Linked DNA regions of Mus musculus: all the other regions are linked to region 1. A link is a loop called in an ENCODE intact Hi-C map of the cell type or tissue named here. Cell type or tissue: heart. All regions are shown on one strand.

The links. Hi-C counts contacts between places; a loop is a spot of excess contacts. Peaks named below come from ENCODE experiments on the same cell type or tissue, not always from the same donor. Only the 100,000 strongest peaks of a DNase experiment are listed, where the experiment ranks them.
Region 2: a loop joins it to region 1, with 5 times the contacts of the local background. A loop is called at or near these places in 3 of 42 quality-filtered maps.
Region 3: it touches region 1 in a loop (4-fold over the local background); 4 of 42 quality-filtered maps call a loop at or near these places.

Annotation. Positions count from the first base shown.
Region 1 is chr10:68,274,024-68,276,523 of GRCm38, reverse strand. The region is part of intron 2 of Arid5b (AT rich interactive domain 5B (MRF1-like)); the gene reads left to right. Among named protein-coding and RNA genes, the nearest start is that of Arid5b, 3.5 kb to the left of the region's middle. In heart, CTCF peaks have their summits at 1,099 and 1,467; a DNase peak (open chromatin) is centred at 1,033; H3K4me3 peaks cover 1,261 bases; H3K27ac peaks cover 1,034 bases.
Region 2 is chr10:67,534,269-67,536,768 of GRCm38, reverse strand. Egr2 (early growth response 2) reads right to left here and starts at 1,270. Exons shown (of 4, transcript NM_001373983.1): 1 at 1,239-1,270; 2 at 1,031-1,136. The coding sequence starts at 1,129. It overlaps Gm32255 (a long non-coding RNA gene), which reads left to right and starts at 589. Exons shown (of 4, transcript XR_380523.3): 1 at 589-1,515. In heart, a CTCF peak has its summit at 1,364; DNase peaks (open chromatin) are centred at 588 and 1,298; H3K4me3 peaks cover 1,748 bases; H3K27ac peaks cover 1,208 bases; H3K27me3 peaks cover 1,889 bases.
Region 3 is chr10:68,088,426-68,090,925 of GRCm38, reverse strand. No RefSeq gene overlaps it. Among named protein-coding and RNA genes, the nearest start is that of Gm51770, 61 kb to the left of the region's middle. In heart, CTCF peaks have their summits at 561, 899 and 1,100 (motif pointing right); a DNase peak (open chromatin) is centred at 595.

The DNA of each region.
Region 1 (2,500 bases):
GCCCTCCTCCCGGCACACACCCCTCCCCCGCCCTCCCCGAAAAGCCTAGGGTGTAAGCATTCGGCTTTCCGGGCTCCGCCTGCAGCCTGACTAAGGTGGTGTGTGGATGCAGAGTGGGACCCCTGCAGCCCACCAACAGGTTGAGCGCCTTCCTCCCCACCCCCCTGGGCTCAAGCCCCTCCCCCGACCCAACTTTGCTGCGCAGCTGTCTTCCTTCTCTCCCTCCCCCTTCCTGATTTCTTATTATTTGCTTTTCAAATTTATTACTTCAACATGGCCTGTGATCTGGAGAAGGGAAGGATTAAATATCCAGAAAAGAGCTGGTGCCTAACAGACTTCGGACTAAACCCAGGAGGAAATCATTCAGTGTTTTATGGGATATTTGTGGTCACTCTTTTTTTTTTTAATTGAAATTGGAATATTTGTTTAAAAGACCCCGAGTTGACCCCACTAGGTCCTCTTTAATTTCTGTTGATGTAACTAAACGGCAAATTCTGATTTAAGAATAAAATCCACAGACGATCCCATCTGTCTGTCAGAACTGTTGACAATGAATAGATACGTTTTTTAAACACACGATCTCTTTTTAATTGTTCCTTATGGGGAGTTGTAATGATCTAGGCATTTCGTATCTACTGTATGAGCCATACCTCAGAAAATTAATCTTGCCATTTAAAAGTAAACTCTAGGGGGTTTGTGGAGAGAGGGCGGCTCTATTTATAATCCTCAGCTGCTTATACATAGTCTAATATTATGCATGATTTGTTTTTTAATGTTAACACGGCTGGTAATTAGCTGTATGATTATACTTGTATATTTCATTAGGACTTCGGCTGATGTCATTGTGAGTTATTCAGCCATATTAAAACAATTTTCAATTGAGATAATGACACGCCTCAAAATTATGCAAATGGAAGCTGCATTGTGCAAAATAATTATGACAAATGGAAAGCAGGTAGAAAGTTTCCCGGTGCAGGATCGGTTTTCCACCCGGGTGATGTCATTTCCCCCCTGGCCTAAGTCAGACGTTAGCAGAACAGCAGCAGCCAGGCTCCTGGGGAGGAGAGTCACAGACCAGCATTTACTGCAGGCGCCTTGAGGGGGCAACAGGGCCTCTCATTAAGAAATTTGCTTTGTTTTCGCCTACTCGATTAACTTGTTTATATACATTGAAATGGTTTTTATTATTGATTTTAAATAGTTTTGAGGGATGCCTTTGCCGTTGCTAAATGCAGGGGAATGTTTTCTTGGTGTTCAAGAACATTTCATCAGCCAGCAGAGTTTATTTTAAGTAACCAAATGGAGGTTAATAATTTCCTGATTGAGCTGACATCGGCACCTATCTGGGAAGGACGACCAGGATTCTGGGTACTCTCTATTGAAAAGAGACGTTCTGCCTTTTTCTGATTTCTTGAAATGGGAAGACGTCAGTTCTAAAAGCAGGAACATGATCATTGTGCGAGTTTAGAAATAGCGTCCCTGTGTGGTTCGCTGTGATTTGCAGCAGATTTTTTTTTTTTAATTCCACATGGATCTTTGCAGTCAATGCAGGAGACTGGGTGGTACAGGATTGTGCCTACCCATTTTATAGATGGGGACAAGAACATGCCAAAGTCATGTTGCCTGTCAAGTGTGGCCAGTGTCACCCAGTCCTTCCTAAACTTTCAGCTTGCCTCCTTCAGTAAAAATCTATTACTGAAATATGAAAACACATCATAGTAGATTCTAGAAGCATGCACCATTAAAGGCAGTCCCTTGATCATTTTCAAACGAGGCTACTCAATCAACTCCCAAAGGAGATATTCAGGGTTAGAAGATTTTATTCTATGTAGTTCAAATAATCCTAACTGAAGCTATAGAGCAAAAATATTTTCATAGTTATTAATAATTAGCTATCGATTGGTTTCCAGGGTGATGGTGACATCAGACATTGCCAGTGCTGGTAACCTGAAGTGAGGAAAGGCACTTGCAAAAGAGGTACACTGGAGGCTGAGGTGGCTCAGTGGATGAAGCATCTACTGGGCAAGCATAAGGAACAGAGTTCAAATCCTCAGAGCCTCATAAACTGGAAGCAGGAACCCTAGCTTGAGATAGTACGCAGCAGTGAACAGCACCTTAGACAAGGTAGATGTTAAGAACTAACCCTTGAGGTTGTCTCTTGGTTTCCACAAGCATGCTGTGGTGCACTAGTATGCCATACATCCAAATGCACCTCTCTCTCTCTCTCTCTCTCTCTCTCTCTCTCTCTCTCTCTCTCTCTCTCTCTCTCTCTTTCTCTCTCCCTCTCACACTCACACTCACACACATGGGGGGGGGGGAGAAAGAGAGAAAGTGAGAAAGAGAGAGAGAAGAGGCACATTTTTATTCTACAACTTAGCCTCAGTTTGACCTTAGATAACTATAAGAATCTGAGCCTCAGTTTCTTCTCCCAGAAAATGGGAATAATACTAAGAACTGAAAAATTTGGGGGAAAATCAAGACACATTATAATAGGGGAAAG
Region 2 (2,500 bases), 740 kb after region 1:
CCTCCCTCTTGACAGCGCGCGTGTGTGCGCCTGCCTGCCTGGCGACAGTCAGGATATCCTAGGAAGACACTGCCTTCATCTTCACAACTCACCAACCCCCCGCACCCCCCCCACGGGGAGGGGTGCATCCTACCACCCGCGCCTAAGGTCTACCCCAGGAATAGCCCCCCCCCCACGCCCTTGCTTAGAGCTTCCTCTGCGCTGAGTGACAACAAATGGCACAGTTTCTGGTAGCCATGGCCCCCACACGTGTTTTCCCCGGCAAATAAATAAGTCAATAAATAAACAAGCCCTTCCAGGAGAAAGCTTCCTGCTAAATGACCAAAAACTTTTAAGAGAGCTAAAACTGCTGGCCCTCCGGACACTCGGTTCCCACCTTCCCCACGCGCCCAGCCCTCTTCCGATGCGCTCTGGCTACTGCAGGGTACCCAAGCCCGAGGCTCCGGGATCTACGTAGCCTGGGATAGCAGACGCAAGCTGGGAAACTGCCCTGCCCTTCTCAGCTTCAAAGTCCCGCAGAAAAGGGATTCAGACCGGGCTAGGCTGTTCTCTTTCTTGACCCACGCTACCCGGAGCAGCGAGGATCCCCAGCGGGCAGGAGCCACGGCGCCACGCCGTGGAGGGAGCGCGGCGCTGCAGGCGCTCTCCCGCCCATCACCTGCGATGCCCGCGGCCGCAGCGCGCCGGCTCCTGCCCTATTGGAGTACGGTGGTCAGGGGAGCCCCAGTGCCACCAGGAGCCGGCTTGTCGCCGCTCTCTGAGCAGCGCTGTTCTCCTCGTGCCAACCGTGAAAGTTGTTCTCCCGGGAATGGTCCTCGCCATTACTTCAAACGCCCAAAAGCATTATCTGGGAAAGTTTCTCGATCGTGCTCTGCGCGCGATCTCCTTTCCAATTGGGGATCAAATTCAAAGGGGACAGGAGAGAACGCTCAGCGAAACCTCTGTGGGTATCCCACCCTCTTAAAAACCCTGCAAAGCCCTGTTTCGAAGGGAGAGGGGGGAGAAAAGGAAGAAATAGTGGTGCTCTTACCACGTGCGCCAGCCCGCTCCGCCTGCGCTCCGGCCAGTCCCGCGGCCCCCGCGCTGACCACAGGCAAGACGACGCCTCGGTGGGGAGCCCGACTCTCATCTCCAGCCTGGGTAGGGAAGAAATGGGGGGTCGGGTTATGCAAATAGAGGTCCCGGCGGTGGGACTCAGGTTACGGGTCCCCCACCAGCCCCAGAGGTGAAGCACCCACCCGCGCGGGAGGCGCGGGCCCTGGCGACTGCTGGCGCTTCGCTGCCGTCGGTGCACGTGGGCGGGAGGATTGCAGCAGCCGCCCCTCTCCCCCGCGCTGTCGCCAACCCCGCAGGCTGCCGCCTCGCGCCGCCCCGAGGGGGAGCTCCCGGGCGGCGGAGAGAATGGGGAGCAGGGAAGCCAGCCCAGGGCAAGACGCCCGATGATGGTAGAACTGACTGGAGCGCGGGAAGCTGGCGGATTGCCGCTACCAACCTTCGCAGAGGAGGACAGTGGGGGTAAGAGAAGTGGTTCCATACCATCAAGGAGTCTAGAAAGGGGGAGAGGGGTGGGGGGGAACCCTGTGGAAGCTGAGCCTTCCAAGAACTCTCTCACCTACCCTTAAGAGCTTCGCTGGACCCAGCTATGGCTAAACATGGGGGAGGGGAGGCAGGTGCTAATAGAGGCTAGCTGCCCCGAGGCAGGCCAGGCTCTGAAGGATGCCCGGGGCCAGTCCCTCTCTCAGCCTTTCCAGAACATCGGAGGAGAACCAGTCTTTGATAGCCTTACTTACCCCCCCATACCCCACTTTCTTCCTCCCCCCTTTAAAAAAAAAGTACAAACCTTTAAATGTAGTCAGCGTAGATAATGGAACAAAATCAAGAGCACATATTTCAAGCCAGCCCCAGCGAGCTTAGACAGATAAGTTCAGGAAAGCTAAAAGAACTTGCCTAAAGTCTCGCAGCTGGTGATTGGTGGTCCAGTTCAAATCTGCTGCCCGGTCTTCAGGATCCAAGTCCCTTGCCCTGGTCACTATGCGGGGTGCTCAGAAAGCCTGGCTCACCCCATTAGGGAAGAACACGCCGACTTCATCAATTTCATCTTGCTTTGGCATTTCAGAGGAAAGTGAAGCTGAGGTGGTAGTAGAGGGTGGCTACAAGGCAAGAGAGAGGGGGCTGTTACAGACAGACCCCTTCAGGGAGAGGGAGAATTCCAATGTAGCGACTCTGCAGACCTGTTCCAGGGAAGGAATGACCAAGCATATTAATGCTGCTGTCTTAAGAGAACCCAACCCCATGGTATCCTTCCTGGAGGCAAGGAGGGGTAAGAGGAAGGCAGGGGGTGTGATTCTGTTCTACGGAGAGGAAGAACCCTGAGATGTGGGAGTGGAATACCAAGGTGAGACCAGGATTCCCTACTTTGGAGCATTTGAACTGTTAGTGTTTAGATAAAAATGCAACAAACAAATGACGAGAGAGAGAGAGAGAGAGAGAGAGAGAGAGA
Region 3 (2,500 bases), 190 kb after region 1:
CTCTGTAGATGAGATTCAAGCACAACAGGAAACTTCATGATTTTTTTTTTTTTAAATCAGGTTTGCTTGGTAAATGTTGTCAGAACGGGACAATACCTTTGGTAAAGATTCACTTGGGGCACAAAAGCAATGAAAATACCTAATGATACATTCCAGGAAAACGGCCAAAGAGAACAAATGTTTTACAGCTGATAGCGATCAGGGTCTGAGTGGTTATTTACAGTAAGCCTAAGTGGAGAGGAAGAGCTGGAAATGACCAGTGGTCAGGAGTGGGGTAAGAGAAGAGAGAGCCATAAGGTTGATCTACAAAAATATAAATAAATAAATAAATAAATAAATAAATAAATAGATAGATAGATAGATAGATAGATAGATAGATAGATAGATAGATAGATAGATAGATAAATGAATTGCATTAATTTGTGCTACATGGATTCAGAATTCCTGAATTCAAGGACCTCTGGGCAAGTTACCAGAATTAACATTGTGAAGCATCTGTTGAAATAGCAGACTATTTTTAATCATGTTTTTCCAGGGCCACAGGCATCCAGCCAGCTGCCTCGTGTATAGGTCAGAACCACAGGCATTCAGCCAGCCACCTCGTGGTCACTCAGGTCTCTTCTCAGAATCCCCACTGCATTCATTGTTACTGACTCGCTGTGGGATCCAACTGTCCAGTATAACTTCCCGGGGGTGGGGTGGTAGAAATGTTTATGGAAGTCTTTTCCAATATCATGTCTCACGGCCAGTGTGGTGACTGAGCCCCTAAAATGTGCCCACTGTGACAAGGGAACTGAGTGCTGAATTCTGTCCGTTACATTTGAGGAGCCACATGTAGCGGGATATCAAACGGGACAATGAAGATCTAGAAAAGCCAGATGGCCAATCTGTCTTTGGCTACACTAACTGCAGATATTCCGTGTCTCCCCAACACAGTAAAGCAATGACACTGTGCCTCTCCTTCCCCATCCCCCCCAAAAAAGAAAGAAGAAATTAATTCATGAATGGTGATGCTCTATTTCATTGTGGATTTACACACTGCAGGAGTTAAATTCTCACTTAAGGAGTAAGTCAGTCACTGAACAAGCAACCACTAGGAGGTGCTCACGGGTATGGCCTCTGGCTCCAGCCCGACTTTTTTGGTTAAATCTAATGATGGGAAGAATAAACTCAGTTTTCAGAAAGTCTGTAACGTGCTAGATACAGCCACATTCAAGTCACCCTACTTCATTCTATGGCAGCTTATCATTCACTGTAGAGCCGAGAGAACCGCCAACATGAGATAGATTGCCCGGTAGCAAGGCCCTCGGGGTGGGGCACAGCATCTTGTATAGTTAAGTCTACTGACAACCATGTTTTGGTGTTTTTTTCAAGCCTGGGCCTGTCACTTCACTGATGCAGTGACGACTGGAGTAATTAATGATCTGACCATGCACACTACCCGCACTGCTTAAAACGTTGCTTTGGTTTGGTTTGGTTTTGGATTGGGGGAGGGGCAGAGGTCTCCATTCATCATTAGCCCTCATAGAAATCCACGACATAAGTACGATACTTATTTCCACAAAAATGAAAAGTAAACAAATGGTAAACATGACATGTATCTGTACTTGACAACTGTGAAAAAACAAGGCATTATTGAGATCTTGCTAACCTGTCAGGATGAGACATGCGGCCCTGTCGTGGTGGCTAAGCCTTCATCCGGTCATTTTGTCTAGACTCTTCTCCATCATCCCCCTCTTCAGCCCTAAAATTCCCCAAACTGAATCCTCCCAAAACCTCCAGGTCTCAGCCTTTTAAGGCAATTTGAGAATTAATGAGACAAAAAAGAGGAAAAACAATACAAGGAGAGGTTCTCAATAAATAGTGTTAGCAAAGAAAACAGAGCCAACGGATGGTTTAATTTATTAGAATCAAGCTTAGAGAACTGGGATTTTTAAAACATATTTTTTTTCCTAAGGTGGGGAAAAAAACTAACAAAATGTTCTGAAGCCCATAGAATTAAAGATTTGCTTGGCACGCAAATATTTCCTGTCCAAAAAGCACCAGGTTTGTATAGTTTTAGAACCGTTTCAAAGAACTGAAGACTAGGAATGGGTAAAGCGTTCTTTATGAGTTCTCTGTCATCTTATTGCCAAGATGCAGAAAGCTTAGTAAGATCCCGGCTACAAAGGCAGATGTTTTCACAGGTATATACATTCAGACAGATGCACTCATGTTTACATAAATAGATGAAATTATATACACAAATTATTTATTCAAACTATATTAAAATAATATTAAACCGTGCCCAAGAAAAGCTTATTCCAGACATATCAGGATAGTAGGAACTAAATTTTTTACTAACAAAATAATATACAGAATAAAATCCCATCTGGAATAAAATTAGGTTGAGCCCATATGTCAAGCAATGGACAGATGAACTCTTAGTGGAATTTCTGGCTGAAAAGATTTTAAAGAAAACACTAGGATAAATTCCTAACTCTCCTAGGGGAAAAGGCAC